Linked DNA regions of Homo sapiens: region 1 is linked to region 2. A link is a loop called in an ENCODE intact Hi-C map of the cell type or tissue named here. Cell type or tissue: IMR-90. All regions are shown on one strand. Links, peaks and the distances in the headings refer to the core of each region. The heading gives the core; the rest is flanking DNA.

Region 1 (16,651 bases), core at 4,236-12,235, 120 kb after region 2:
AGTGCTCGTTATATTTTCTGTTAGTAATACACATTCATTAAGTACCAAGGTTGGTAATATGCTATAAGTGGAAAATTGACACAATGCTCTCAAGCACTGTAGAAAATTGTACCTTCGAAACATTTTTTTTCTGAAAGAAATAGAGAAATGTGATTCAGTCAACAAATATTTGAGATCATGAAACGAACCAACATTTAGGTTATTTTCTGTGCTGGGCTCTGGTTCCACATGCAGGGCCTAAAGGCAGTCAGGAAATGTTAATGAGGTGGGTCAAGTGTAAGACAATCAGGAGGGATGGGTCTGGGGCCAAGCAGAAGTCACATCCCTGCTTGCAGGGGCACATGCAATTGCCATTTAAAAATGAGGTCTGGCATGGCCAGATTTTCCAATTTTCCAAGAAAAGCCAGACATTCAGATTTTTATGTAAAACTACTAATTTTAACATGTAAGAAATGAAATAAAAATTTTTAAAAAATATTCTGCAGAGTCAAGCAAATCACAGTCTGGCCTATAAGGGCTCTATTTGGCAACCCCTCTGCTAGGCATTTTTCCTAAGTTACCTATGGGGTAAGTATTATTATTATCCAATTTACGATGGAGAATTAAGGTTCAGAAAGGCTAAGAAACTTGCCCAAGTTCTCCTAGCAGGTAAATATCCAAATGAAATTTGAACCTAGGTCTATATGACTTCAAAGCTTATATCATTTCTACCCAAATCAAAGGGAAAGGGGAGGCATACACATAACTTTAATCCAAGCAGAAGTGCCACACCATGGGGAAGATACACACAGAATTTAACTCAGGTGATCAATTGCTATTCCCTCATCTGCCAGGTCCTGGGTCTACCAAGATGTCTTCTCTTTTCACAACATGCCAAGCCTTCTTCGAGTTTCCATGAAATATCGCATTCAAACAGAAAGCAGCATCAACTTTCCAAAAGATTTTGTGAAAGTGGTAGAAGAGGACCTTGCAGCACAGATCTCACAGCAAACAAAATTTCCAACTGGGCACTTTCCAAGTCCCTTCTTGGCCTCTCTGCCTTCAGGCTTCTTTTTCTCTGACCTTCTCATACAAGCAGCCTGTGTTTCCTTTCTTCCTCCCTCTCTTTCTTTTGTTCTCCCCGCTTATTTCTTTTCTCCCTCTCACAAGCAATGATAACTCCTCTCATTGTTTCTGCTTCTTTCGAAAAACATTTTAGTATGGATTTTCACATACATAAGGAAAATGCATGAATTATAATTGCATGACTTAATGAACCCACCTAAAGTAAATACTCATGGCACCACTACCTGGAGAGAAATAGAATAAGGGCTGCACCTACCTAGTCATTCTTTGCTCCTTCCCATTTCTAACCCACTTCGAATTCTCTAAAGGGGACCAACATACTGCCTTTTTAGGAATCATTTCCTTGATGTTCTTAAGAGTTTTATTACCCAAGTCTATAGCTCTAAACACTGATGTGTAGTTTTCCTTGCTTTTGAGCTTTAGATAAATGGACTCATATCTTTTGTCTTTTTTGTGTCTTATTTTGCTCAACTTTCTTTGTGAGATTCATCTTATGTTGTTCATTTTTTGTTGCTGTATTGTGTTGCATTATATGAATGTATCACAATTTATTTAACCAGCCTGCTTTTGATAATACCTTTGGGTTTCCAATTTGGTGTCGGTATGGATACTGCTGCTATGAATGCTTGTACATGTCTCCTGGTACCCATGTGCATAGATAACTGTTGGGTATACATCTAGCAATGTGTGCTATCTTCAAAGCTAGTAGACAATACTATACTTAATACCTCAGCTTTCTTAGGTAGTGCTAAACCCTTTCACCGTTTCACCGCACTATCATCTTTGTCATACATTAGATGACCACTTATGTGTAAGTCTGTTGCATTGCTCCATTTGTCTGTGCTTATACCAACACCACACCAATATACCATTTATTTGTTACCTGAATGAGCAAATCTTCCCATCTTGTCATCTGCCAAGAACATTTTGGATTTTCATAACTTTTTGCCTTTCCATATTAATTTTCAAATCAGCTTGTCAAGATTCACAAAAATGTTGGCTGCTGATTTTTAAGGAAGTATTTATCAGATTATGAGCATTCCTTTTCATATCCTGTTTACTCTAGAGGTTTTTTCATGAATTGTATTCTCAAATGCTTTTTCTGCCTGTATTATATAATTTTTTCTGCATTTTCTGTTAATATGAAAAATCACATTGACCAATTTTCTAATGTTAAACTTACATCACATTCCTGGAGTAAGTCCAACATTTTAATGAGACGTCATCTTTCTTAAATATTACTGGGTTTGTTTTGTTAATACTTTGTTTAGAATTTTAGTCTTTGAATGAGATAATGAAAGTGAGTGAGTTCTGTAATTTTCCTTTCTCATGCTATCTTTGATGGCTTGGAGCATCCAGATAATACTAGCTTAATAAATCAAGTCTGGATATATTTCCTCTCTATACTTTGGAAAATTTTGTGGAAGTTGGGATTATTTCTTCTTGAAATGTTTGGTAGCATTCACTAAGAGGCCATCTAGAACTAAAGTTTTATAGGAAGTTTGTAGCAGGAGTTTCTGTTGCCCTCCTCCCACCCAAGAATTCATTATCTTTAATAGATTATGCAATGTTTCTGGGTTTGTTTCTTCTTAGAAAAAACTTGAGTTGTTTTTGGTAGATATTATTTTGCTAAGAATTTTTCCATTTCTAAATGTTTAAATTTATGGGTATGAAGTTATTTAAAATGGCCTACATTTGTGTTAATACTTGCAGTGTCTATGTGACGTCCACTTTGTCACTTCTGATGTTTATTATTTGTGCTTTTCCTCTTTTTTTTAAATCAGCTTAGCCAGATGTTTATCAGTTATACCAGGCTTTCCAATGACTGACTTTTAACTTCATTCATTTATTTTACTATGTGTCTTTTTTTCTTTTCTTAATATCATATTTTCCTCGTGCTATTTTCTTTGGGTTTACTTTGCCATTCTTTCCCTAGGGATTTGAGATAGATCATAGTTTATTAGTATCCAATCTTTTTTTTCTAACATACACATTTGCTACTCTAAAGTTTCCTCTGTGGCTTACTTTAGCTTCATCTCAAAGTTTCTAATATGTTACTTTTATCATCGAATTCAAAGCATTTTAGAAATATATTTTTAATTTTCAAAATAATATGTTGTTTTCTGGCTTGATTACATTTTATTCATGGAACATATTCTCATAAAAGTTTTTGAAGTTGCCTTATGGTCAATTTTTGAAGTGTTACATGTGTACTTGAAATATATTCATTTAAGTGTTTAGTGTACATATTGCACTTCATTGTTTATATACAAATATTTTGATATATTATTTTACTATGTATTTTAAATATTTATTAAATATCATTGTTTAAATCTTATGTTTCTCATTTGTTTTCTCCTTTGAATTATGAAGAGAGTTATAATAAGATCATCTGTACTTTGGTCAATTTGCTTTATATATATTTGAGACAATGAAATTGGGAAAATATAGATTTTAAATTGTGAAATCTTTCTGGTGGAATGAACCTTTTCTTATTATGAAATAATCTTCTGTATATATAGTGCTTTTGTTTTGTAAATTATACTTTTAGAAATTGTTTATATGTCATATCTTTTCATCCTTTCATTTTCATCTTCTCTGTGTCTTTTCTGCTTTTTTTCCCCTCTGTAAGTTTGGTCATCATGTATTCTGTTACTAGTCTCTTAGCAATTGCCCTAGGAATTACACCGTGAATTAGTGGCTCCTCAAAGTCTATTATTTGGTCAATAATTCATGGTGTTATTTCTAGGGTAGCTACTAAGTGATTTAGTGTGTGCTATTTCCAAGCTAACATGGGGGGAAGATGAAATTTAAAATATCCAATCCAAAAGAAGCAAAGAAAAGAGGGCAGAAAAAATATTCAGGACAAGCAATACAAATAGAAAGTACAGAGAAGATAGTAGATTTATAGCCCAAATATATCTACAACTACATTAAATTTAAATGGGCAAAATGAACTAGATAAAGGAAAATAAGTATTAGATTTTTTATAAATGGGATATGATGTGTATAAGGATACTAAAATGATTTTTCATTATTGACCTAAGAGAAGAAGGGGTTAGTGTGATGATCTCCACTTGCCATCATAGAATCTCACACCCTTGACCTTCTTTAGGTCTTCAGTGTTAGTTTCTATCTTGATTCCTGACCAGTTAACTGTCTCTTTCCTGAAGTCCTAGCCATCTGTAATTGTGTGCTCTTTCTAGTCTCATAGCAGTTATTGTCTTTCCTACTCATTTGGCTCTTAGTATCTAGGTGGTTGTTGTTATTGTTGTTGTTGTTTTGTAATCTGTATTTTGTTAGTTGTTAGTCTGAATACTTAACTAGATTCTAAAACTTTTTGTATACCTTGGACCTAGCATAATGCCCACATCAAACATAATATAATAATAAGCCCTCAATATAGTCTTGAGGTGCTGCTGCTATGCTGATGATGCTGATGTCAATATTAGTGATGACGTTAGTGACAATGATGATCATAGCAGAGACCACAACAAGTACCAAGCACCAGAAAGTGGGAAACCAGACGTAGAAGCTCTAGAAAAAAATGAGTTATTCTTATTGTTAAATGAGCAACATAGACATAATCTACAAGTCTTATGAATCCCATTAAAATTACCTGAGAAAATGACACTGAAAAATAGTATGTTCTTAGAAAGGGAGGATCATATAGCTATGCCTCTTGATTAAGCTGATATGATTTTAGGAAAATCACTTAACCTCTCTAATTCTTTAGGCTATATCTATAATATTGGAGATAGTCTATCTTTACTTTATTGAATGGCTGAAAAAATCCAATGAAATAATGTATGTAAAGTGTTTTAGAAACTATATATTTTAACTTATCTCTACGTTAAGAAATGCATTAAACATTGTACCCTTTTCCTTGTGGACTTTAAAAAATCTTATAGAAAGCATAGGAAAATGGACTGCTTAGTAATAATATTACTAACAATCATATTTGAATACTGCTTGACTTTGATATCACACAATCTTAAGGCAACTTTGAATTTCTAATGAAACAGGTGTGATTCACTAAATTGTTGTGGGGCAAATAGCACCAGCTGAGATTAGTGCAACTAAAAATGAGAGCACTTTAACACAGGCTTTTTTCTACACAGCAGTTTTACCAGGAGCTATCCATTTAGTAGACCATGTTAATTTTTGGCAAAACTTTCTTCTAATTAGTGGGTATGCAGTGATTTCAAAGAAACAAGTCATATTTTTAACACCCACAATGTCAAGGCATTATGTCTAAAGTTCTCTCCAGCTTTATAAGCTAGATTGCTGAATGAATTGGGAATTACATTAATTTTTGATAGCAACCCAGAGGTCTTTGAGGGAAGTGGACCAGAAAAATTCAGACAATTATGATGCATAATTATGCAGGTAATTATGATAATTATCATCATCACAAAGTTGTTTACAAGGGAGAAAAATCCAATTTTGAAGAAAATTGCTAACTTACAGTGCTTTGCAGGAACCGATTAAAAATTGAATTGCTTGCAATTTAGGGGAAGAATTTTAGCAAGTCGGCTTTCAGCTTTACTAAGAACTTGCAAGTACAGTATCTGGTATTCATTTTTATCAAAAGGGCATCTGATAAAAAAAAGAAAGAAAAGAAAAAGCAAAGGGAGAAAGAAAGAAAAAGACAAAAAAAACCACAAAGAAATCTGCTTGCTCTCTGAAACCTTTCTGTATTCCTCCAAGATTCTATTGATATTGAAGAAGTTGAGGGTGCATTCTGTGGAATATGATTCTTTTGAAAGAAAGTCCATTGACTATTAAGCACCTACTGGGCATCCCCTTTGAGCACAGCACAGACACTCAAAGCTGTGAAGAATACAAAGAAGTAGGACTGGTTTAGCTCTGGGAAGCACGAGGCCCCTTTGGACAATGGGGCAAGATTTATCACTCATAGAACACTTGGGAAGAGTTACATGCTGCCATGGGGTATGCAGTGTGGCAGAATTTTGGAGAAGGCGGGAACTGGCTGGTCTATCTCACCCACAAAACTGTAATAGTCTTTGAGGGTAGAGATTATGCCTTATTCATTTTTCTATTCACCTTCATTAATCTTTGTCTTCTCATCCCCTCACCCCATTCTCCCCAGAAATTATAAATAATTAAATAAGCCCTCAATAACCCCCATTTTTCACCAATTGCTTTATTGAGATTTTAGAGTTTTAAACCCTGTGTTGCTACTGCCTCCATAATGTGTGTGTGTGTGTGTGTGTGTGTGTGTGTGTGCATGTGCGTGTGTGTGTGTGTGTGTGTGTTGTTTCTACCTTTGGGATTCTTTCCTGGGTTCTCATTTCTTGGGGTGACACTCATAAACAACCTTCGCCTCCCCAGGGGCAGTTGAACTTATTGCAAAATGTCCAGTATTTCTAACTGCAAGTACAACCCCAGTGACACAAGCCTGAAGACAAACGTGTACATATATATAATCTTAATTTACAAATAATAATTGCATATATTTATAAAGTACACTGTGAAGTTTTGATGTCTGTATACATTGTGGGATGACTGAATCAAGCTAATTACCATATCTGTTACCTCACTTATTATTTTTGTGGTTAGAACATTGAAAATTTACTCTTTTAGCAATTTTGAAATATACAATACATTATTATTAACTATAGTCACGGTGCTGGGCAAGATGTCATCAGAGCTTATTCCTCTTATCTAACTGAAACTTAGTACCCTTTGACCAACATCTCCCCTTTCCCTGTCCCACATACTCACCCACCCCAGCCCCTGGTAACCACTCTTGTACACTCTACTTCTATGCTTTGACTTTTTAAGATTCTACAAATAAGTGAGATCATGCAGTATTTGCCTTTCTGTGCCTGGCTTATTTTGCTTAGCATAATGTCCTCCAGGTTCGTCTGTGTTGTCATGGGACAAGGTTTTTCTGCTGCCTGAAGTGCAGAGCCAGCCACAGAGGAGAGGTGGAGGGATACCTGCAGTTCCTGACCCCGTGGGTGGGAAAGGACAGAGCTTCTCCATTCAGCACTTAGAATGAGGTGACAGAACAACTAATCTCAAGCCAGGACACTTGTGAGAATGAAAGGAGGCACTTGGTGGAATGGAGAGAAGCTGAAAGTCAGCCCAGCAGGGAAGCTAAGAACCTTGGGGTTAGCTTGTGGAATGGGTCAACCTCACAAATACTCAGTCTTTTGGGGGTGATATTTAGTGCTCAAGTAGAATAGGAGCCCAGGATTCAACTGTCCATGACCCAATTAACACAGGGCATGCTGTCCCAAAAATTGGCTGTTGCCGAGGGTGATGAATATATGTATGAAGAAACCACAAATATACACCCAGAACATAAACAAATATGCTTCTGCAGTATTAAAATTTTATGAATGCAAATAAAAAAATAAAAAAAAAACTCTGTAGGGGATCAGTTATCAAAAAAGGTTAAGAAACATTGATACAGAGAAATACCCTGGATTGGAAGTCAAGAGATTAAAGGAACTGAGAAGTATAAATGTGTGTCTGAGATTTAAAAGAAAGGAATTTTTGCATAACCATGGAGTTGTGACACTCTGGAGGTGGCAGTGAGGAAACGTAAGGATGATTTGCAGGTGGGGCTTGAGAAAGCGAGCAGCCTCCACATAGATGGTGGAAGGGAAGCCGCATCTTGGGACAGGGCCAGGTTTCCACTTAAGTAAAACATGGTGGGGTGTGTTTTGTAAAGTTCGAGTACGTGGGCACAATTGTTTACAGTGGATTAAGGTTTCAACAGAATTTAGTAATGACTACATCCAAATGGTTGCCATATTTTGTAAATGAGACATTAACTGAAATATTGCTGTTACGCAACCAGGTGGCTGCTGAAATTCATCAGAGGCTTATGGAAGAAGAAAAAGAAAACCAGCCAGCAGACCCCAAAGAAAAATCTCCTCAGATGGGTGCAAATAAAAAAGTCAAAAAGGAGCCACCCAAGAAAAAACAGGAAGACAAAAAACCCAAAGGTATTTATGGTTTTAGCACTCAGAACCCTGGATGCCTAAACCTCTCCTTCGTAGAAAACGAGCATTTAACTGGACACATTATTAGCCTCTAAGCCACTAAAATACTACTCATTAGGTTTAAACTAGAGACCCGGGCTTCTATGATTTGTGGTGTTAGTGGCAAATCATATTGCATACCAAGCCCACCTAACTTGTTTAACCAAATAGCCAGATGTACTCAGGGTAAAATAAACCTCAAAGACAGTTTTGAAATGTTAAAAGAACTTCCAGGATGGTACTATGTCATCTGAAAAGTCTGTGCAGAAAGGCTAACACTGCAGTAACAAAGAGAAGTTTAAAAGCTATGTTTTTAGAAGCTATGTGTATGTTTCAGGGGCAAGTCCTTTTCTCTTGGAGGCCTCCTGCCTAAATCCCTGGCTCAGTAGCATGAGGGAAAACAAAGAGTTCAGAAAATACGTCTTGAAAGAGATCCCTAATTAACCTTAGGAATGAATAGCTTTGGCATCAACATTACCCTCCCCCTCTGAAGTGGAATCCTGGGAAGCAAATGAGCAGAACTCACTCCACTCATAGATTGTCTGTGATATGTTTATTATACACCTGCTATGTGAAATGCTCTAGATGGATGCCAAGAACACAATAGTAAATTAAAAACAAAACCAAAAATCACAACCACAATTCCTGCCCTAATCCAGCTATAGTCTTGCAGTAGAGAGAGACATGTGACCATTGTGCTTTGATAGGGGAGGTACAAGTACCTTAAGAACAAGGTCTCCCTTCTCCATCTGAGGGCGTAGAAGATGCTTCTTAGATAGAGAACATTCAAGCAGCCAGGAATGGGAGTTAAAGGAAAGCACTGAGGATGGAGGAAGGAGTGGGTCAGTGGCACTTGAAGGAAAGGGAAGAGTATTACCTCAATAAAGAACGCACCACTTTAGTCCATCTCAAGTGGCAGGAATAAGGGAAGTGCTTCTGTTGACTTTAATGGAATCACTGTTGGGGTCTGATCCCTTAATTTTACAGATGATAAAACAGAAATCCAGAGAGATTAATCTCTCCTTCATCTGTAACTTACATATACATCTATTATTGCAACATATTACGATTTCTTTGTTTACAGTATCTTCTCTATAAGATTTGAACCCTTCGAAGTCAGACCCTCAAGAAAGATTAGTTGAACTGAAAATAGAGCTATGTAAATGGGCCCTGCAACTAGAATCATATTGCCATAGCCCATGGGTAAATCCTTTGATAAGTACTGACAAATTTATATTTTGTAATTCTCTTATATAATCACTGATGTACTTATAGTTAAGTTCTAATTAAAATATAATTAAATTAGCCAGGAGCAGTGCCTCACACCTGTAACCCTGCACTTTGGGAGGCCAAGACAGGTGGACTGCTTGAGCCCAGGAGTTCGAGACCAGCCTAAGCAACATGACAAAACTCTGTCTTTACAAAAAAATACAATAAAATAGCTGGGTGTGGTGGCACACATCTGTAGTCCCAGCTACTAGGGAGGCTGAGGTGGAAAGATTGCCTGAGCTTGGGAGGTCGAGGCTGCATTGAACCATGAGCATGCAACTGCACTCCAGCCTGGGTGACAGAGCAAGACTGTCTCAAAAAATAATAATCATATTTAAAGAGATTACAGATTCTTGACAATCACCCGCATTTCACCCACATCTTCTTGAGGTTATTCTCGTATCTTCTTTTTTGGTGAAGATCTAGGAAACACTTTGCTAATAGAAGTTATCCCTTATGGAGTGGTAATTCTGCAGGTGTCTAATGGGGTCAGCACTATGTGGGGATTTGCTAATTTCTGTCCCTAAACTCTGGATTTCACTATGTTTGGAAACTGTAACCATTTTTGCACTTGCTACATACCTTATTTTTTAATTATACTACACAAATGGGGCGTTTTTATATGAGTCCAGCCCAGGAACCATACAGAGAATTCTCAAGGAAAAATTCAATATTTCATCACAGATGCTGGGAGGACCAAGGTTTCATTGTTTCCGAATCACTAGAGGTTTATAGCTTAACAAACTTTGCTTTGTGCTCATTCTGTCCAAGTACTATGTGCACACCTTTGTATTTTGTTAGTTTACTCAGCATGTTTCATTGCCCTTTCAGGTAAATCACCACCTATGGCAGAAGCAACTCCTGTCATAGTAACAACAGAGGAAATTGCTGAAATCAAAAGGAAAAATGAACTGAGGGTCAAAATAAAAGAAGAACACCTTGCTGCCTTGCAATTTGAAGGTAGCGATTGAAACGACTAAGATGATGCTTTTCAGTAGAAAGGAGACCAGTAGCCAAACAGCCCACAACTGGCTCATCAATTGCCTCAGACCATGTCTATGAGAACATACAGCAAAGAGGTTGAAAAGCACAATATTCAGTTGACTGTTTTCGTTTGACCACGTGAGGACTAGATTTGAGTGTTGCATGAGTCAGATGTTTTGGCATCACCTAATCAGTCTTAACTGATGACACGATCTCAAAAAGAACCAAAAAGAATTTGGTAATGGGTTAGAAAAAGCAATAGCAGTAATTAAAATCTCATAAAACAGAAACAAAAGAAAATGTTGAAAGTTCGTATGATTTTACAGGTTTAGATAGGGACTACCTAAAGTAAGTGGTTTTATATTACAGTAAGAATAATTTAGGTACCTAATTAGGAAAATAAATTTTAACTAAAGGCTAACAGGCCCTGAAAATGAGTCCTTGGGAACAAAGGCCATAGGAGAGCCAGTCATATATCTATTATGTTCAGAGGTGTTCTTCTCTATAGGAGCTATGACTCCACAAAACATATTCTCCTTATGGCTCTCTGAATTGTCTTGTAATGCAATTCTAAATGAAATCTGAAAAGATCAGGAAACTGAGCAAACATATCCTAAGGGAAAAAAACACGGTCAATATACAAGATGACAAAACCACAAAAATGTGGCATGGGGTATGCCGAGACACCTTTAACTACTCAGTGACTATTAACTACTAAGTATGATTTCCATCCCTTGTTTCTCTCATTTTCTCTCCCCTGTCCTTCCCATCTTACTACCACCCACTTCTAAAACCCCAACAATAAAATCTGAAGTCAGTTGAACACAGGGAGACTGTGGCATCAGGCAAGTCCAGGACAGATGCATCTCCCATATTGCCTGCCCTGCATCTGATTTCAGTGGTTTTCAGTATACTTCATCTTTCAGTTCATTCCATACATGATCCTTAGTGTAGCAAAATTCATTTATGCATATAACAAATGATTATTGACTTTCCACTCTGTGCCAAGTCCTGTGATAGTTGCTGGAGACACACATTTATATGTACAAACATAAACAAAAAATAAAACTCAGTCTCAAGGAAGAGAAATGCAATCACTGTTGCATGTTGACCTGTTGACAGCTGGGCCTGTAGTCACAGCTACTGAAGAGATTGAGGTGAAGGATCGATTGTGTTTGAATCCAGCCTGGGCAACATAGTGAGATCCTGTCTCAAAAAAAAATGTGATATTGGTGGTGGGCATATTGGGCAAAGGGGACATGAGGGGAGTTCCTGACTTACCAACGGAACTAATTCTTGAGCGGAATTGGAAGACTATGGATAAGTTTTTCCAGGGGAAAAATTGGCGTGAGAATGAAGAGGAGTATTACGTGCCATGGCAGAGAGAGGGGTAAGAGGCATATCAGCTTGTGAGTAGCTTAGGACCATGAGGCATGTTCTGGGAAGGAGCGACTTGGGAGATGGGGAGGCCACACCATGGAGGGTTATCTAGGCACTGCCAAGAATGTTCAATTCTTCCCTGGTGGCAACTGGGAGCTAGGGAAAATTATGAGCAGTAAAGTGATTATGATCACATCTGCAGGTAAGACAAATTACTCTGGATAGTGTGGAGGTGGATTTGGATTTGAGGTGGGGGAAGAGAGTTAGAAAAAGTAGGATTGAGGCTATTGCAACAGTTTAAGTGAGAGATAATCAGCACCCAAACTATGCGATGATGATGAAAAAAGCCAAAAAGAGAAACTGGAAAAATTTTGGAGATAAAATCCACCAACCAGATTATGTGCCAGGATCGGTAATAGGCCCAGGGGCACATGGAGTTTGCCCTGATTTTAGTGGTGCTGAGAAATACAATGGCAATGCCACCCCAGGTTCTAAAGTAAGGAGATAAGCACGGTCCCCACTCCCTTTTCAAAATTCAGAAATTACCTATGCGTGTTTTCACATTTCATTTATCAAAGAGTAGATTGCTACAAAGTGCAATAGATAAAAAGCTCAATTATAGTTTTGGTTCAGATAATTTCTCAAATGACTCTACCACATATTACATTTTGCTTTTCAGTGAGATGGATATCATCTTATCTATTCTGGTATATTAAACGTGCACCTAAAGCTTCACAAATTGAAGCACCAGTGGTTTCAAAGTGAATCTGTTCATTAGTAAATGCATGCACTGCAATATGTTAAAACATTCTTATTTCTCTTTGCAAATAGAAATAGCCACGCAATTTCGACTTGAACTGATAAAGACAAAAGCATTGGCTCTTCTTGAAGATTTAGTAACAAAGGTGGTTGATGTATATAAACTCATGGAAAAATGGCTTGGTGAGAGGTATTTGAATGAAATGGCCAGGTAAAGTACTACATGACTTTCTGAAAATATGCTTTGTGTATTCTAAGTACCAAAATTGATGAAGATTTTTAAGGTATTTACAAATTTAAGTTAGTTACAAATATAAATTTTGGCCTTTTAGGAAATCACGTGTATAAACAGATAATATGAGCTTTACTATCATGTTTGTATTAACTCTTTTCTAACAGTAAATCATGCATCAAAGGGTTCTATTGCTATATTAAACTTTGCACAATATTTATGAGTTTAGCTGTCATACTAATCAATGAGAACCTTATTTTACAAGGTAAGATTATAGGTAATTTAAAAATAGTTTTTAGAAGTAAAATAATCCTTGATACTTTTCCAATGGTAGATTTATTATCAGTCAGAGCCAATTAAGGGGAGATTAAAAAGTCATTCACTGGAATGTTTTACCAGCTAGACTGATTCTCTTGTAAGACCAACCCCAAGTTCTACTTTTCTGTTGAGTTCCAAAGACTTCCCAGACCTTTGTTGCTACTGAGGGGCAATGACTCTCATCCTGTTAGTTCAACCTTAAAAGGTACAAAGAGGCAGGTCAGCAGAGTGAGTCATGATTGTCCAGACCAGGAGCCCCATCTTGTCCACAAATTAGTAGCATGCTTGATTGCTCTGGGCCTCATTGGCTTCATCTATACAAGGAAACACTCCAGCCAGGCTATTTCAGAAGTTTACCCTAGATCTAGATTCCAAGATGCACTACAGTTTACAATAAACATTTACTGAAAACTTAGAAGTTGCTACACAAACAGTATTCAAAAGGCAATTATTCTTAGAAGCAACAATTTTCATGTAAAAAGCAGCTGTTATGGTTCGTTTTCTCTGGTCCTTGTCTCATAGTGAAGTTCTTTTGTAAAGTCTTCAGCCTAGTTGTTTAGAACTATTGCTCCATAGTAAAACAAACAAAGAAACATTAAACAGAATAAAAAATACAAACACAAGCATAAGTAAGCTTACTGCAGTAATGCTTAAAATCATTTTGCTACTGGATAACCAAGTCAGTTACTCATCAGCATCACACAGTAATAATATTCATTTCTGTTCTCTGCCTGCTATTTTGAAATGAAAGTCTATCTTCTTCATTTTTGGGACTCATGGCTCCCATCCATGTGGCCATCCAGTGTAAATGCATATTTTAGCAGATGTATTCATATTTCTCAGATTTATATTGTATATGTCTGCCCTGTGAATCTACAGATGCTGTCATGAACTGTGGCCACAAGAAGTTAAAACCTAGAAATGTGATACAAATAAATAAATAAATAAATAAATAAATAAATAAATAAATAAATAAATAGCTGGCAGATCCCTTTGACCTTCAAATCCTGTTCTTATTTTCCTGGCACTTTTTTCCTTCCGTTGTTAAGATTACTCTTAGTAACCTTCCACTAGGTGGCGCGCATCTGTTTTAGTATCCTGATGCCCAGTAAAGGTATTATTCTACTAGTCATGTTTTACAGAGTATCGTGCCGGGCTATGGTTGGGTCTCAATCCACATTTGGAGTCCCTCCTCACTCACGTAAACTCAGCAGCTATCCAGTGACCTCCTCTGTCCCCGAGCACGCAACCACCCTAAAAGCATAAACTAATTGGCTAACACGTATTACATGGACACTTACAAAGACAACATTCTGGAGTTGAATTCTAGAGTATCTTTTGAAAGACAGCAACTAATGCTACTTTTTAAATTTTCAGTTATATGTTCAGTATGTGGTATATTTGGTGCCTATGAATTATATAAAATGAGATCAAATATGCATTTTTCTGTGTTGCTCACTTTCATTGTAATATATAAACAAGATCCTTTCTTCAATACAGCGATAATGCACTTATTCATGTATAAAACTTCTCTAGCCTTTAAAATAATTTTTAAAAGGTCATTAACTATACCCCCAGTACAGTTTAAATCTTTGCCGTATATGAGTTCACATTAATAACCATAAGATAGGGAGTGTTGCGTTGTTGATTCCATTGCAAAGACAAGGAAATTCAGAGAGCCCAGGATCTCTGGCTAGAGAGTGTCCTAGGATGAGAACTCAGATTCCAGCACTCTTTCTACCGCATCATAGTGGTTCCCAGCTGTTGCTGCTTTACCATGTTATCTAGCTAGGAATTGTTATTCTTCATGAAGATAGCAAAGCAATTTCAATGGATTATATACAACAGAGGCTATTCTGACATCTTTGTTTTAGATAACATCAAACTTCTTTGACAGAAATAGAGAAAAGCCACTCTTCTAGAAATACATTATTGAACTTGATTCACTTTATAATTCATCCTAATTCCAAATAAATGTAATTCTAATAGTCATGTTTTACAGAGTATTATGCCATATAACCTTATTCTGGTTCATACTTAGTATGAAATATAACCCTTGATATAGTCTTGCTTACATAGTAAAATATATTCTAATACTAATAAAAACTATATTTAATAGGTTCTCTTTAAGTTCAGTTTTGTGTAAAATGTGTAACTAGTAGCTGTTTAATAAGCATGCATTTTCTATTTAATCTGCATTTATTTATACCCTGCCTTTTTACAAAATAGATTTGGGGACAAATTGAAATTTATAAGCATGCAGATGGAGTTGTCTAAGAGCTATATAATCTGTTTACTTTTGTGTATATGTCTTATAAGCAAACTTTATTAATCTAATAGTATCTTTCATGGGGTTAACGCTATCCATTTTACCACTTTCAGTACAGAAAAATTAACTGACGTAGCTCGCTATCACATTGAAACATCTACAAAAATTCAGAATGAACTTTATTTAAGCCAAGAAGACTTCTTCATTAATGGCAATATAAAAGTCTTCCCAGATCCTCCCCCATCAATACGTCCTCCACCTGTAGAAAAGGAAGAAGATGGTACCCTGACCATTGAACAGCTTGACAGTCTTCGAGATCAGTTCTTAGATATGGCACCTAAAGGTAGGAAAAATAATTATCATGAAAAGAGCACAAAAAAAGGTTAAGATTAACCAGGACAGAAATCACTTGCCAACAAGTAAAATCAGCTCTATGGGATCATGTGGCACTAAAACATGCCCTTGCTTTGTTCTAGTTTATTAAATATTTGTTTCATACAACATAGACCCTAATTAAACAAGCAGGACCCACTGTGAATAATGCTTGAGCAGTGTGGTGGTCCTCATTCCTGGTAATTCCTCTCTCCTGTCCTCCCCGACCCTTGCTGACAAGTTTGTATATTTGAGTATTACTCCACCTGGCAGCTTACAGAAAGACTTTGTGCATACTTCTAGTTTAGATTTTATATTGAGATTATGAGTTTGTGTTTCTGTGAGGGGAGACCAGGCAGTAGAAGATTTCCCTTTTATGTTGGCCTTTTCCCTCAGTGCTTGTAGACCATAAGCAGAATCAAATAAGCTGTTAGAAAATGTTTGCTTAATTAATTAGTCGGTTTGTTCATATGTATGTGTAAATGTTTTCTGCACACAACAATTTTATCTCTTTCACATTTTATCAGCATGGACCTACAGCATCTGCACAGGCTTTTTTTATTCAGCCTTTTCCTACTTCCAGATATTCTTCAATGAGTTCTGTCGATTGATAGCACAAGTAATTCAGACAGATCACATAGGATTATCATCTCCACTTTAAAGGTCTAGATACTGACTCACAGAGGAGTTTAGCAGATTTTTTGCCTATGGTCATATATCATTCAGAACTCTGCAGATCCAAAGTTCTTGCCCCTTCTCACTGAACTAAGTTGCCTCTCATAAGCAGATTTCTTTTACTTTTCAACATATACTACTTATTGGGAAATTATTACTTTTCCCTGTAGCATAGTCAACTGACTTTAGTATTAATACAATGTTACTTTTTAAAAAAGTCCAGTATTTCCAGAAATTCACATCATATATCATTAGTAAAAAGAGCATTACTCTAAGTCCGAAAGCTTCCTTGCCAAGCCCAATAGGTGA
Region 2 (16,651 bases), core at 3,625-11,624:
TTTATTCTAATGAAATGCCCTTTGGTGCCCTGTCAAAATCATGAAGTGAATGATTCAGGGGAGGCAATTTTCACATTCTTTTAGGTATAGTTAGCCCAGTCTAAAAGCAACAAATCAAAATTATAAAAAAAATTTTTAGAATGCAGCTTTTCATATCCTAATTACCTTGAATTAGTAGTACTTGTCACTTTATAAACTTGAATGAATGTGTAAATGAAGATTTTTCAATGGTTTTTAGAGGCAGAGAACTGATGATGAATTTTCTTTAAAGGATGTGGCTGATGAAATTAAGAAGTTCGAAGCATTAATAAAAAAGGATCTCCAAGCAAAAGAAAGGTGAGATGTGAGCTATTTTAAGAATTACAAAACCGCATTCTGTTCTACACATAGCTTTTGAATATTTAGAAATAGTTTATCTGGAAGAGCTATTCCAGGATCTTTTCACTCCAAAGAATCTTGATTCAGAGAGTAATTAGGGAAGATAAATGAGCTAAAGTTCAGATTGTTAGCAACTGTTATAAATATCTGAGAGAAAGAGACTATTACGAAATGTAAAGTTGATTTATTTTTCTGTGCTATGTTTATTCTTCTAAGTTCACACATATTTTTTAAACATTCACTAAAATTGTTTCAAGGTACCACTAATTTAAATTTGTCACAGTAAATCCTTTATTAGATTCTAGTTTGGTTTATATCATGCTGTATCCTCAGCAGTTAGCATAGAGACCAGCAGTAAGAAGTTGAGTGAATGAGTTCATTAAACAAATGTCACTAAGACAGTCACTTTGGTGGGTCCATTGAACAAAGTTCCTCATTAACTGGCTTCATCTACCTAAAGATAAAGCTCCTTCACACTTTGTTTTCTATGAGAGGTCATTGATTCACAGAAAATAATTCATTAGGGATGACATATGTAGGAACAACTTGGGTTTTTTTATATTTTTAAATGGAAATGATCCAAACTCTATGCATTTACATCTTACGAAATATGAGATAAATCTCTGTTAAAGAAGGTACTAATTCTAAAGAAAAGCAGAAAAAAATTACATACTTCAGTTTCATATTAAAATTTCCTGACGGAAGGGAGAGACAGTCAAATGAGGAGGAACAAGGAAAATCAGAGCCATAAGGAAGAAATGATGAAGTCAGGTGTAAGAAAGAAAATTAAGCAAAATGGAGAATACTCATGTACATTGCCTTTCCTCCTACCCTCTGCAGAAACTCCTGATGCCCTATTCTGATTCCCACTCCCATTTATCAGTGTTGATCCTGACCTGTAAAAACAACATAATCCAAGTCTCCTCATCCATGCAGCCACCACTTGAACCCTAGCACACACCTACCCTGACCTTGGCCCATGAAAATACCAATTTCTTCTCATTCTTTCACCCATCTCTCTAACCATAGGCTCTGTGGTGATAAACAGTTGGTGTCCACCAGAAAGACCATCTTAAACTACTGAATACTTTGCTACTTGGTGAATGCTACTTTCTGTAGCTCCCTGGCCTGCCCCTTTCCTGGGACCCCTCAATTTCCACACAGTTTAGCAACCATAGTTAAGATGAAGCACAGCACTGTCTCCCAGGCCCTGCACCAGTATCCATGTCTATTGGTTAGTGTCCTTGCCATGTCAGTTATTAAATGTCTTAAAGATCATCCCTGTACATTACAGCTGCAAACATTTACCTGCTCCCTATTGCCTTTGCCAACCCAACCAGACCCTAGGTCTCTATCAGTTAGTTTCAGAAACCCCAAAACAACAGTGAATGAAATTAGAGGGAAATCTGCTTGTCTCTCATGTAATAGAAATCAGAAGGTAAGCAGCCCATAGTGTATGCTGTAGCTCCAGGGTTATCAAGGACTGAGGCTTCTCCTTTCTTTTGCCTCACTGTCCTGTTGTGTGGTTTTCATCCTCAAGGTTACATTCATGATACAAGATGGTTGCTGGGACTCCGGCCACTTGGCCCATGTTCCAGATATCAGGAAGGAAGACAGACAAAAAAGTAGATATCTCCTATCTGAAATAGCTTCTTTCAAAAGCCTTCCCAGAAGTCCCATATAACATTTCTGCTTATATCTTATTGGAGAGCATTCAGTCACATGGCCACACCTGACAGAGTGGGAAGCTGGGAAACGTAGTCTTTAACTGGACACACTGTTTCCCTGCATAAAATTGGGGTTCTATTTTGAGAGAAAAGGGAGGGAAATAGTAGTGTCAGGTCCCTTCTTCACAGAAGCCTTCACTTGGTCCTGCCAAAGATTTCCAGCAGAGGGCATCTGAGATATTGACACCCTCACTTACAGCAGGAGGAGAAGGCCTGGGGCAGCTGAAGTCCCTGGGCCAGTTACCTGTGGCTGTGAACAGCTTCATCTGAGAATCTAAATCCTTTCCAGTGTGTTGCACAAAGTTCGTTTTCTCTTTTGGCCTTAAAAAGAAAAACGTTGGGAAGTGCTGGCCTAGAGCAAACTTTTCAAGAAAACAGAGGCTATGGTTACAATATAGCACCCTTCTTAAGCCATTTCATTAATCACTACTTTTTTTAGTTCATGCTGAATCTTAGCTTAGAATCAAGAATGTTCTGGGCACATTGAAAAACTTCACACTAACTTGACTCCAGAAGGCAATACAGTCTCCCAACTTGAACCTCAGGAGCACTTTCTGCAGCTGCCTTTTTCATAGCCTGCTCCTGAACAGTTTCTCTGGATGCCACCTCAAAGTCCATCGTTTTTCTTTTGTGGAAGAATGAAATAATGTCTCATGCCAGCAATGCAAGAGCCCTCATGGCTGGTTTTTCCCCGTGTAACAAGGTTCCTCCATTTTTTCATTTTTTAGATGAATAATAAATCCTGTCTGCTATTTGTTTCTTTAGCTGGGGTTATTGGCTGCTGTAATTTGGTATTTGGGTTAATATATTTGTCAGAGGCTTTTCCCAGCAACTACTTCTTAAGAAACACAAATTTGACCAAGGTTTCTGCTACTAATAGATTATACACATACAATTATTACATTAGATGAAGGTCTGGCAAGCAAACAGATAAAAAGAAAATATAATCACTGCCCTCAAGAAACCTACATCTAGTAAAATGAATATTTATTCAAGTACATAATGTGTAGTTTTTTTTCACCTTTATTGGAATAAGACAACAGATGGATGGGTTGACTAATTGATAAAGGAGAAGCAATTTGTTAAGTATATTATTGACAGCATAAATATTGTGTTGAGAGAGCTATTAACCCACGCTCAATCCAGGGCAGGAGCTTTTACACAACACACTTAAGTACAAATATAATAAGATTTTTGATGAAAGATCTAAAAGTGTTACGCTACACAATTAAATACTAAATCTTAATAAATAGATAGGGTTAAACTCTGTCTTTGGCCTTACTGAGTGCTTGGTACCTACATAATTTGTGCTCAACTCTTCTCAGTGACAGAATACAATCAAAGGTTGAGCCCCGGCTGATAAAATGATTGGAACTTTAGTTTGATTTTTATGTATGTATGGTGTTTTTTAGCACATTATTTGAAATTTAGCAGACATCAACTATTTGCTGGGCATGCTAGGCACAGGTGCAGGCAGAAGAAAAATAGGATACTTCTCTTATTCACTAGGAGATCAGCTGGGAGGCGCAAACCTCCAAATTATGACCTATACTACAATATGGTCTATATTATAAATATGCAGGTATTACATCATAAAAATTAAACATGAGTTAACTATGTTTTTATCAGAGTACTTGTGTCTATATAAGAATTGATGACAAGTCTCTACACACTTTAATAATATATCCTTATTTTTTGAATAATAAGATTATAAGTAATATTGTAAACCAAATATATTAATTACTTGTAACAAAAGCAATGATTATACATAATATAAAAATTCATTATTTCTAGGCAAGTAACATTATGGTATATCTTGTACTATTGTATTATTCTGTTTACTTTTTGAAGAGGATGCAGATGAGAATTGATGATTATTTGATCTTTGTATACATAAAAATGTATCTTTTAATGATAAATTTGGAATGAATCTATGAATTCTGTACCAAGCCCCCATTTGACTCACTAAATTGAATGTGCTTAACTTTCTGTTGGGAAGACCACTGGGTTCTTCCTGATCCTTTACGTTTTGGACATGAGATAGGACAAGAGCTCTGAGTTGAGTCTTCTCACTTGAATCTCTAGGGCATGAGCAAGAAGCCAGTCAGACCTGTGCTTACATGTGTGGCATGGCAAGCAAGCCAAATTTCAACTGCTGTGTTTTCAATAAGTGTTCAGCGACTGTTCTAAGCAGTCAAAAATTGATCTGAGAGTTGATAGAGTAACTTGCACTTTCATAGATGATGGAAGAGTGTAGTAGATGGAACCATCTGTACATAGAAGTATTCTAGTGACCTGGCATTAATGTGCCTGGTCTGCTGTTGCGAGCTGTGCCTTCCCTGACACTTGGGTTATCAATAGTCTGCCTATTGTTGACTCAAAACAGGGGAGGTCAGAGGCCCAGAGCCAGCAGGAAGAAGAGGAAAAGAAATCCAGAATTTCCGGTTAGAATGAAAATCATAAAAAGTAAGGCCGGGCGCAGTGACTCACGCCTGTAATCCCAGCACTTTGGGAGGCCGAGGCAGGCAGATTATGAGGTCAGGAGTTCGAGACCAGCCTGACCAGCATGGTGAAACCCCTGTCTCTACTAAAAATACAAAAAATTAGCCGGGCGTGGTGGCGTGTGCCTGTAGTCCCAGCTACTCGGGAGGCTGAGGCAGGAGAATTGCTTGAACCCAGCAGGCGGAGGTTGCAGTAAGCCGAGATCGCACCACTGCACTCCAGCCTGGGTGACAGAGTGAGACTCTGTCTCAAAAAAAAAAAAAAAAAAAAGTAAAATAACAGGCTGGGCACAGTGGCTCATGCCTGTAATCCTCAGCACTTTGGAAGGCCAAGGTGGGCAGATCACCTGAGGTCAGGAGTTCGAGACAAGCCTGCCCAACATGGTGAAACCCTGTCTCTACTAAAAATACAAAATTAGCCTGGCGTGGTGGCACATGCCTGTAATCCCAGCTACTCAGGAGGCTGAGGCAGGAGAATCACTTGAACCCAGGAGGCGGAGGTTGCAGTGAGCCAAGATGCGCCATTGCACTCCAGCCTGGGCAACAAGAGCAAAACTTTATCTCAAAAAAAAAAAAAAGGTGAAAGAATAAAAAGCTGATGGGCCTTGAAAGAAGGCTATGATAAGGACCTCACAGAGAATTTAGAAATGGGGTGAAGCAAATGGGATCTGTTGATAAGCTATTGGTATCACACTGATTTCAAATATTTTCTTCAATGCTTGTATTAATAAATTAACAGTGAACTCAAGGGATCCTTCTCCTGAGGTCTTTCTCCATAGTCACAGATAGTGGCATGGGATCACATTATTATTTAAAAATCTAAAATAAAAACTATTATTCTTAGTGCATCCAAGACTTCTTTAGATACAGCAGGCCAGACAACCACCGATTTGTTAAATACTTACTCAGATGACGAGTACATTAAAAAAATCCAGAAGCGCCTTGAAGAAGATGCTTTTGCACGAGAGCAAAGGGAGAAAAGACGGCGGAAATTGTTAATGGACCAGTTAATAGCCCACGAAGCACAAGAGGTAAGATATTTAGATGAAGGTTAAGTAATAGTGCTGGGAATTCTACAAAATGTAGTCTTCTATACACATAATATGTAGTTTATATATGTATTGTCTGCTACTCTGCATCAAATGTCACTTTCACATCCTCATCATAATAGCAAATATACTAGGAAGAAAAGTAGCTATTTACTAAAGAATCTAAAATCTGGTGATAGTTGTACAACATTGTGAATGTAATTAAGACAAATGTATACTTTAAAAATGGTAAATTTTATGTTATGTATATTTTACCTTAATAAAAAATACATTAAAAGGAACCTAAAATCTGTATCTGCCATGTGTACTCTATTGTTACTTTTAGAGGAAAAAGGGAATGGTTTAATGAAAACAATGTGGAAAAGTTGTTCATCCTCTCCTTTTGTTCGCCAGTCTATTCCAGTGGTTCTTTAAGCATGGTTCCTGGACGAACAGCACCAGCATTGCTTGGGACTTTTAGGAATACAGATTATTGGGCCCCACCCCAGACCAGACCTGAAACTCTGGGGGTGGGGCCCAGTGATCCGTGCTAACAGGCTGTCTAGGTGATCCTGACGCCACTGCAGCTTGAGAATCACTGATCATTTCTTACATTGAACACATATTTATTGAACTTCTATGCTTTGAGTACTTGTGATAGGCCCAGAGATATGACAGAGAGCAAGAATAACAAGACACCTGTCTCCCAGAGCTTTCTGTTTATAGGAGCATCTACAAACAGCAAGTACATTGGAGTGTGAAAGTTCTGTGAAGGTGAAAGAGGGATTAGGGTGAATGACACTTAGAGAAGTCCACCTGGCTTGCTTCAGGAGACAGTGTCTGGAGGACAATAGCAGAAGCATGGATAAAGAGTCAGGAGTTAGCTAATTGAAGGTGGGATGGTCGTGGTGGGGTCAGGGTTAGGGGCAGTTTCCAGGAAAGGTGGTGGAAGGTGAGTGTTTCCAGACAAGGGAATATCACATGGAAAGCTCAGTGTTTTTAGCTAACTGAAAGTCATGCCATCTGGCAGGAGTCACCAGAGGCCAAATTATGATGAGCCTTGTAAGATACACAGAAAGAAATAGGAGATTTTGTGATTTCCTGTTTGAATGCAAAGCAGAATAAGAGTGACCAGGTCAGACTTGCCTGTGGAAAGATCACTCTGGCTTTAGTTTGGAGAATAGATTACAGAAGGGCAATCCAAGTCTGTTGTTGCTGTAATTCAGGTAAGAGATTATCCCAGTTTAAATGTAGTGTAGTGGCAATAGGGATTGAGAGAAGTAGCTTTAAGAGCTATTTTGGAGGTAAAATCAATAAGACTTATTGATTCATTAAACAAGGGAAAGTGAAAAAGTGGGATGAAAAATTGGATTTCTAGGTTGTGCACCTGGATGGCTGGAGGTGTAATTTGCTGAGATATGGAAGATGGTAAGAGGAACAAACTTGGGGTGGGCAGTGATTTCAGTTGGGAATGTAAATAGGACAAATCTGCATGTCTACAAAGACCATTTGAAGATGCTTTTATTCACCTACCCACGTCTGGTCTGCTTGTTCGCTGAAAGGAAATAAAGCCTTCATATAAATATGAAGAAGTGAAATTTATTCATGGATTCCACTTCTTTCTTAGTGAAAGTTCAGAAAAATAGCTCTGCACATCTCTTTGTGCTAGAAAGTTATTTCTTCATATTCTGATTTCTTCAAATTTTATCTTTATTCAATCAGTTTGGTTATCTCCCTTTTAATTAGAAGAATTTCAAATTATGAAAACTAGATAGTTGAAAAGTTAGTTTTAAAATACCTACCCATTTCAAGTTTCATTACCTAGCAATGAAATTTTGAACACATTTCTATGTATGTTCCAAAGTACTTGTGTGTTGGCTGCAAGGTTTTTTCTCACTAATTTTCTGCTTGTAATCTAGGTCTGGCGTTTGCCTGGAAAATGGAATAAATGAATTCTTTCTAGATTTCCTCACTTTCCACTAGGATGCTATTAACACTGACTTTTCAAAACTAGAGTTGGAGGTATATTTACCAGTTTGGAAATCCAGCAACCTAAGGGGCCTAAAAAAGAGCCAGGGCTCTATATATTTCCATCACAGGAACCTCATCTTGTGCTGCTGCTTTTCTGTGTGTGGGTGAGCTGCTATTCCTAGAACCAGGCCTGAAGCATATGCTGCATTCCCTCCATTCCTACCACCTCCTTCCTATGGAATGTAGTGAGCCCAGGCTCCTGTGCAACTGACACAAGAGATCCTGGTCCACAGTGGTGGAATGGGAAATTCTTATGTGTACAATGGCTGGTTTTTCCATCCATTCTCCTCTCCTCCAGAGGAAAAATGGTATATGTCAGGGCTAGGAATTCTACTTCCTTCAATTACTTGCTGCTTTTCACAAGCATGACATAAATCCCACATCAGCCCTGAATGTTTTCTTCTGGTGCCATTTGCACTTAATCCATCAGAAATGCCTCAAAATATCTTCCCTAGCTTTCAAGTTGTTCCAGTTTCTCCCTGGAATTTAGGTATTCCTGTTTTAGTTTGGCTGGTGAAGAGACAGCCAGAGACCTGTGCTCAAGTTGATATCTTGCCTACTGATTGATAAATACGTGGAATTATGTGAACTAAATGATGAGATTTAAAGTTATAAAAATCAATTTGACTTTTTAGGGGATAGGTTTTGAGAGTAGGGATGGTAAGAAAAGGATTGGTAGGGAGGGGCTGATGTTGTTCAAGATAGGGGTGGTGTCACTGGGTATGGAATGGAATCGGGGGGGTGGTTTAAAAACATACCTAGGAGGTTTACTAGACTACTTCTTGAACAATTGAGTATTAGGAGTGATGAGAGAGGAGTGAACTTAGGATGGCCCTAATGTCTTAGATCACAGAGTGGATTATTGTAGGATCATCAACTGAGATGGGGAAATATGGGGAGAGGACCAGGTCTGAAGGGGAGTTAGTGAGTTTAGTTTTGGGCTTGTTAAAGTACTTCATAGGCATTTAAGTGTATTCAAACTGGGAACACAGTTTGGCTCCCACCTGGTTTTGTGGTCATATGGCTAGTGTCTTGGCCAATTAAGGTTTGCCCCAAGTCAGTTACCTCTGCCTTCTAAGAATCTTTTCTATGCCATTTCTTTGGAACTGGCATTTGAACGCCAGGCCCTTCCCTCACTTCTTAACTAGAAGACCCTTGAATACTTAGCTGTCAGGTCTTTCCTGCAGTGCCCTATTCCTCTATAGAGCTGCTTGGGCATCTTTGGAAAATTAAATAGTGGTTGTAGACCAGAGTAAGTTCTGGTCTCTAGATATTTTTCTATGTCTTCCCCATTGAGTACTATAGATACCTCCTCTTTCCACATGATGTCTCTGTTTCGAAAGAGTGAGAGAGCTTGATGGGGACTTGGATATTATCTTCCACCTAAACCCATAATTTTACCTAATGAGAAATAGGCCCGAGAAACTGAGTTAATTGCCCAAGGCCACCCAGCCTATTATGATGACCAGGTCCTCTGATTCCCAGTTTAATGTTTTTTTTCCACTGTTCATTTACTGGTCACCTTTCTATTCTCCTCAAACAGCCAAGAATACATCTATCTAGTTTTTCTTTCAGATTATGATCACTCAGATAAGATAAGCAGTAGGTCATTTCCCCCAGCCTCTTCTCCAGGCTTCACATTCTGTCAGTTTGTATTAATAGCTTTTCCTCACGTTGGTATTGTGATATCCTCACGGGGAACTAATCAGATCTGCAGTCTTCAGCTGACAATGCCTGATTTGTTTTATAACTAGTAGTTATGTTAAAATGCGTACAGCATAATCCCAACCTTCTGAAAACATGCTTTTAAGTTTAGAGTTATAGCACTTATTTTTTTTTTAACTTTTATTTTAAGTTCGGGGTACATGTGCAGGTTTGTTATATAGGTAAACTCGTGTTACAGGAGTTTGTGGTACAGATTATTTCATCACCCAGATATTAAGCCTAGTATCCATTAGCTATTTGCTTGTTTTTAAAACCTTGAAAAAAAATCACCTAATTTATTTCTAATAATGTTTTGAATGAAGTAATAATTTGTTTAAAGTAATTGTGAGTTGCAAAGCCATAATGTTTCTAAACACCAACTTTTGTTGGAAATCCTCATTTCATAACATGATTTTTTTTGCCATGTTCAAATTAAGTCAAATGACAGAAACTGATTTAGATGAACATTATGCCTTTTGTATATTGTTTCTGTATAGGCTTCGTAGCTCAGCGGGAAATTTGGACGTCACTTTAACAAATAATTCCCCTGGTGTTTTCAGGAGGCTTATCGGGAGGAACAGCTGATTAACCGGCTGATGCGGCAGTCCCAGCAGGAGCGCAGGATTGCCGTGCAGCTCATGCATGTTCGGCATGAAAAGGAAGTTTTATGGCAAAACAGAATTTTCAGAGAAAAACAACATGAGGAAAGACGACTTAAAGATTTCCAGGATGCTCTTGATCGAGAAGCGGTAAATACCATCTTCCTTAGAAATCTTTCTAAGGTTACTTTTGTTTCTTTCTACCAAGTCGTGGTAAACAAAGCTATATTTTGTTGCCAATCATCTAATAAGATTTTCTTTTGTATGATCAACCTGTTATCTGCCCATTTTTATTTTTGTATAACTCCATCAACAGGGCATGTAGCTGCTACATAGTACTATACTGTCTTCTTTTAATCTTGGTTCTACAAGTAGCTAAGTACTTAATGCTCACCACCAACCCTTATGTCCATGTCTCTCTAGTCATTTTGATTGTCTGAAGCTCTTTCTCCAATAGGTTTCTCATGAAGGGCTCATGGAAACCATATTCCCTGAGTTCTTATAACAGTGTGTGCCTTTTATACTTGATTGTAAGTTTGGCTGTATATAAAATGGTTAGTTCACACTTTGTTTCCTTGAATATCTTAAATATGTCACTCTGTTTTCTTCAAGTATGAAGTGTGCTGCCAAAAAGAATGGTGATAGTCTAACTTTCAGTTCCTTGAGTCATTACTTTTTTTTTAGATACTTTTTTTTTCTTTAAAAGTTCACTAAGTTTACTAGAGTAGGCATTGGTATTGGTTATTCTAGGTAAATATCCTCAGGCAGTGAGAGAACTTTTAAGCTGCTTCCTTTCAACTAGACACCATTAGTCTTTAATCAACAATTCCTTGCCTTCTGAAAAAAAAAAAAAGAGATTCCTCAGGCCCATATTATGCTATTCCTTCCTCAGAATGAGAATAAATGCTTTATCTAGGGTACTGTGGTGCACTGTAGTTGAGAATGGTATACAGAAACTCACATCTGGGCTGCTAGCTGTGCTCTTTGCTACTATGGTATCATTGTGTCTCGGCCCTTTTACAACTCTGAAAATCAAAATATCCAATCTTTTAATTATTTAATAGATTATTTTTGTCCCAAACTTTATGTATATGTGAGTTCTAGTAAAAAAAAATAGATTGATTTTATTAATGGAGTATATGGATTACTTCTTGTCTACTTCCTATTGGGGATGTTTCAGATTTATTTAATCCGTTTGTCCACATTTGATTGAAGAGAACTCCTGTGAGTGGCATTTTAGATAGCCTGTCTTTACTATCATAAGATATTCACAAAACCAGACTGGGCAGAAGAGAAACCTTATAGAAAACAGGAGGGCAGTGTTTTATTTACTAGCTTCATAGCTTCCACTGTGATACCCCATGAAAGTGTAATGTAACTTTTGCCAAAATTATGCAATTTTTAGAAATATCATTTGGAAAGTAGCATATTTTGCAGGGAGGAGAGTGTTGCTTTTGCCTTTGTGGAACAGGCATAGCCTAAACGGTGGGTATGGAATGGGGAGAGAGAACCATACCCCATGAATTTGAGCTGAATGAATGCTGACCTCAATGTCTTCTTTGGCTTCAAGAGCTGAGTTATCTGGATGATTGTTTCATCTCTCTTCTTTGGCAACAATAGACTTGACTAGACTGAGTGGCATTTACTTACATTAGAAATGATGTGTTTATCTTTCTAAGTGCCTATTTGAAAAATATGTTTATTTCACAAGCTCAGCTAAATAGCAAAGTATGTTTAGCTGGACTGGTCTCACAGTGATAAGGATCATCTATTCTTTCTTGAACTGGGGTTGAACTAACTTCAGAGGACCGGAACAGTTGGGCCTGCTAAAGCCTGAGAGACCTAAATTGTGAGGTTCTGAAGCATCTGAAAAAATTATATTTCTTCCTCTCACATGATTACCTTTTCCAACAGCGGAGCTATCTAGTTCCTTGGCATCTCTCCCTTAGAGATGGTTGGATTTTATGGCTTTCATCCATACATGTTGAGTTTATCAACTCCTCCACCAACAGTAGCTGGTACATAAGTAGGAGCTGAATAAATCAATCAATAAATGTTGAATTCAGTTTGCCAAATTAACAGTCACCTCTTCTTTCCAGTATCATTCACTAACTAAACAAAATCCATTTTATTCCCTACAGCATTATCATTCTACTTCTTTTATGTGAAGAAAGGAGGTTTTTTTTTTGGTATATATTATATATATATATATATATATATATATATATATATATATATATATTATACACACATATATACACATATACCAAAGTGTGTGTATATATATATACACACACACATATATACCAAAAAATATATATACCAAGATAAATATATATATATATTTGTTAACAAAAAATATATATATATTTGTTTAACTTTTAAGTTCAGGGGTATAAGTGCAGGTTTGTTACATAGGTAAATGTGTGTCATGGGGGTTTGTTGTACAGATTATTTCATCACCCAGGTATTAAGCCTAGTGCCCATTAGTTATTTTGCCTGATCCTCTCTCTCCTCCCACCCTCCACCCTCTGAAAGGTCCCAGTATGTGTTGTTCCCCTCCGTGTGTCCATGTGTTCTCATAATTTAGCTTCCACTTATAAGTGAGAACATGCAGTATTTGGTTTTCTATTCCTGCATTAGTTTGCTGAGGATAATAGCCTCCAGCTCAATCCATGTCTCTGCAAAGGACATGATCTCATTGCTTTTTATGGCTGCATATTATTCCATGGTGTATATATACCACATTTTCTTTATCCAGTCTATCATTGATTGGCATTTAGGTTGATTCCATGTCTTTGCTATTGTGAATAGTGCTGCAATGAATGTAGGCATTCATGGGTCTTTAAAATAGAATGATTTATATTCCTTTGGGTATAAACCCAGTAATGGAATTGCTGGGTTGAGTGGTATTTCTGCCTGTAGATCTTTGAGGAATTGCCACACTGTCCTCCACAATGGTTGAACTAATTTACTCTTCCACCTACAGTGTAAAAGTGTTCCTTTTTCTCTACAACCTCACCAGCATCTGTTGTTTTTTGACTTTTTGGTAATAGTCATTCTGACTGGTATGAGATGGTATCTCATTATGGTTTTGATTTGCATGTATCTAATGGTCAGTGATGTTAAGCTTTTTTTTCACGTTTGTTAGCCATTTGTATGTCTTCTTTTGAAAAGTGTCTGTTCATGTCATTTGCCCACTTTTTAATGGGGTTGTTTGTTTTTTCTCTTGTAAATTTGTCTGAGTTTCTTATAGATGTTGGATATTAGACCTTTGTCAGATGCATAGTTTGTAAAAATTTTCTCCCATTCTGTAGGTTGTTGGTATACTCTGTCAACAGTTTCTTTTGCTGTGCAGAAGCTCTTTAGTTTAATTAGATCCCATTTGTCAATTTTTGCTTTTGTTGCAATTGCTTTTGGCATCTTCATCATGAAATCTTTGCCCGTGCTTATGTCCTGAATGGCATTACTTAGGTTGTCTTCCAGGGTTTTTATAGCTTTGGGTTTTACATTTAAGTCTTTAATCCATCTTGAGTTAATTATTGTATATGGTGTAAGGGAGGGGTCCAGTTTCTATCTTCTGCATATAGGTAGCCAGTTATCCCAGCACCATCTATCAAATAGGAAATCCTTTCCCCATTGCTTGTGTTTGTCAGGTTTGTTGAAGATCTGATGACTGGAGGTGTGTGGTCTTATTTCTGGGTTCTCTATTCTGGTCCATTGGTCTATGTGTCTGTTTTTGTGTTTTGATTACTCTAGCCCTGTGTAGTGTAGTGTAGTTTGAAATCAGGTAGTGCGATGCTTCCAGCTTTGTTCTTAGTTTTTATTGTTCTTGTCATTTTTATTGTTATTTGAGAGTGGGAGGAGATGGCACATTCTAAAAGTACTTTTAAATCTATTAAGGTCTTTAAGGTTTCTTAACTATGCTCACAAAGTATTAATAATATTTGTATTACTTATTTTAATAGTATTTATTTGCTATTCCATGGCTACTTTCTATTAAGTATTGCTGTGGAAAATACTGATTTTGTTTCTACTTCTTTGGCTGCTCCTTCTCAGGAGCAGGGTCATTGTCTTTACAGGCCCATTGTTCCCTTATATCAAAACATTTATTAACAGATTGCTCAAAGCTTCATCTTTGACTTCCTTATATTCTTTTCTATGTTATTTCTCAGACAATTTCATCCACAACCATGGTGAAGTATTTACTGCAATAGACAGATGACCCATGCAGTTATGCCTCTGTCCTCCAAGATGAAGGGCCATAGTTTTAGTATTCCTTGACATCTGTGGTCATATGTCTCAGAGACACTTCAAATTCAACATGTTCCAAGCCAAATGTATGACCTTTGCTATGAAACTAGTCTTTTTCAATGTTCCATAGCTCAACAAATGGCATCATTATTTATCAAATTGTATAAGCCTGAAACTTCAGGGCCCACCTGAAAGCTGCTTCACCCTTATTCTTCCATACCCAAAATATCCACTGAGTGTTATCATTTTCATGTATTAAATTTCTCTTCATCGTGTCCATTTTCCTCCATGTCTACACTACCACCCCTGGTTTCTACTGCAGTACTACTACTGCAGTGGTTTCCTTTATCCATTTTTAGTGGTTATGAATTGGTGACCAAAAACTGGAGAGTGTAAGAATATAACATTATTTATTTTCCTTAAATCAACCCTAAGTTTTACTCTTTCATCCTACCTCTGCACACAGAGAATGTACAATGCCCCAGGTTATAAGGGCCAAGCCATCTTGGAAACACTACAGTCATCAGGTGCAAGCCCAGTACTATTGAGACCTCAGCTACTGCAGCCAACATGCTACCCTCAGTGGCACAGGAAACTTTGGGGAGGCTGCTCCAGCCTTTGTTGGTCTTCCATATAATCCCCTCTGAGGCTTCATTGCCCCCCTTCATTTTCATTGCCTGGGTTCTGGCCACATTGGTTTGCTCTCAGATCCTTGAACAAGTCATTTCTTCTACTTTGCCCCTCTTCCCAAGTGCCTTCACCCAATTAATACTTGTTTTCAAAGCTCCATGCATATGCCCCTTCTTGTCTAGGTCAGGCCTCATACCCCATGGTCTTGCCCTAATGACACTTGTCATAGTGTGTAATTATACATGTATTTGTGTGGCTTTTTGACTGTTTGCCTATCCCACTGGCATGTAAAGTCCATAAGGGCAGTACCACGTTTGCTCTTGCTCATGAAATAAAGAAAAAAAAAAAAAAGAGGAAAGAAGGAAGGAAGGAAGGAAAAAGAAAAGAAAGGGAAAAGAGAGACGAGGGAAGGAAGGAAGGAAAGAAGGAAGGAAGGAAGGAAAGAAGGAAGGAAGGAAGAAAGGAAAGGCTGACCATGGTGGCTCACACCTGTAATCCCACCACTTTGGGAGGCCAAGGCAGGTGGATCACGAGGACAAGAGTTCAAGGCCAACATGGTGAAACCCTGTCTCTACTAAAAATACAAAAATTAGCCAGGTGTGATGGTGTGCACCTGTAGTCCCAGCTACTTGGGAGGCTGAGGCAGGAGAATTGCTTGAACCCAGGAGGCTGAGGTTGTAGTGAGCCGAGATAACTCCATTGCACTCCAGCTCTGGATGACAGCAAGACTCCATCTCGGGGGAAAGGAAGGGAAAGAAGAGAGAGAGAGAGAGAGAGGGAGGGAGAGAGAGGGAGAGGGAGAGAGAGAGAGGAAGGAAGGAGGAGAGAGAGAGAGAGAGAAAGAGGGAGGGAGAGAGAGGGAGAGGAAGAGGGAGAGGGAGAGAGGAAGGAAGGAGGAGAGAGAGAAAACGAGGGAGGAGAACTTTGTGTTTTTCTTTCACTCTCAATTTTTTGAGCGTTTTTGTTTTGTTTTTAGATTAAATCTGCTAATCTCTTCCTTTGAGACAATTGCAAAACTATTCTATATTAAGACAGTTCCTGATTTCAAATTTCTGTGCTACCTACTATAATTATTGAAAATTCATTACAATAATATTTGATGTTTTTTGAGCTTTACTTTGAGTCAAGCATTGTACTATGTTTGTTACAAGCATGTATAATATAATTCTTTCAACGACCATAAGTGGATGCCATCCTTATTTACATTTAACACATCAGGAAATTGAAGACTAGAAGGCTCAAAGTCACACAGCTTCTCAGTGGTGTAGCAGGGAGCAAGGCCAGCTCTATCAGATTTTAGAGTCCAGGCTCATAACCACGGAGATTTACTACCTCCCACAGACTTCCTTTTTCCTTTTCCTCCTTCTCTTTTTATGGCTGCAACCCACTTAGCTGTAATGAGACAGGAAATTATGGTGGCTTTGGCAGAGGATTGATGGTAGATATAGAAAAGGAGAAGGAAGACTAGACAGCTGGATGAAGGGAGGGAGAGGAACAGAGGGAGGGAGGGAGGGAGCGAGGAAGGGAGGAAGAGAGAGAGGGAGATGCGGAGACAGGCAATGGCAGCAACCAGGGTTGAAAGCTATACTATTACTGGTAGGACCATTCTACTATTCCCTTAAAGGTTTTTTTTCCTCACATCCTAAATATTTCCATGTGTTTCAGAGAACTCTGTAGTAAACCAACCTCATGATCCATTTTTTTTTGTCACTCTTTCCATGAATTCTCATTGGATATTTCTGCTCTCTTAGATTCATTTTTCCTCTGAATTCTTCACTTCATGAATCATGCCATAAAGC

Evidence for each region. A loop is a pair of places that touch in the nucleus more often than their neighbours do. Peaks named below come from ENCODE experiments on the same cell type or tissue, not always from the same donor. Only the 100,000 strongest peaks of a DNase experiment are listed, where the experiment ranks them.
Region 1: it touches region 2 in a loop (2.7-fold over the local background); 17 of 110 quality-filtered maps call a loop at or near these places.

Annotation. Positions count from the first base shown.
Region 1 is chr5:35,763,709-35,780,359 of GRCh38, forward strand. It overlaps SPEF2 (sperm flagellar 2), which reads left to right. Exons shown (of 37, transcript NM_024867.4): 27 at 7,901-8,048; 28 at 10,185-10,313; 29 at 12,549-12,687; 30 at 15,409-15,638. Among named protein-coding and RNA genes, the nearest start is that of IL7R, 85 kb to the right of the region's middle. In IMR-90, for the core only: no CTCF peak of the experiment used is centred there; DNase peaks (open chromatin) are centred at 7,783 and 10,473; H3K27ac peaks cover 2,041 bases.
Region 2 is chr5:35,649,090-35,665,740 of GRCh38, forward strand. It overlaps SPEF2 (sperm flagellar 2), which reads left to right. Exons shown (of 37, transcript NM_024867.4): 6 at 272-336; 7 at 5,451-5,637; 8 at 9,930-10,118. Among named protein-coding and RNA genes, the nearest start is that of SPEF2, 40 kb to the left of the region's middle. RefSeq lists a silencer at 4,318-4,612. In IMR-90, for the core only: no CTCF peak of the experiment used is centred there; a DNase peak (open chromatin) is centred at 7,822.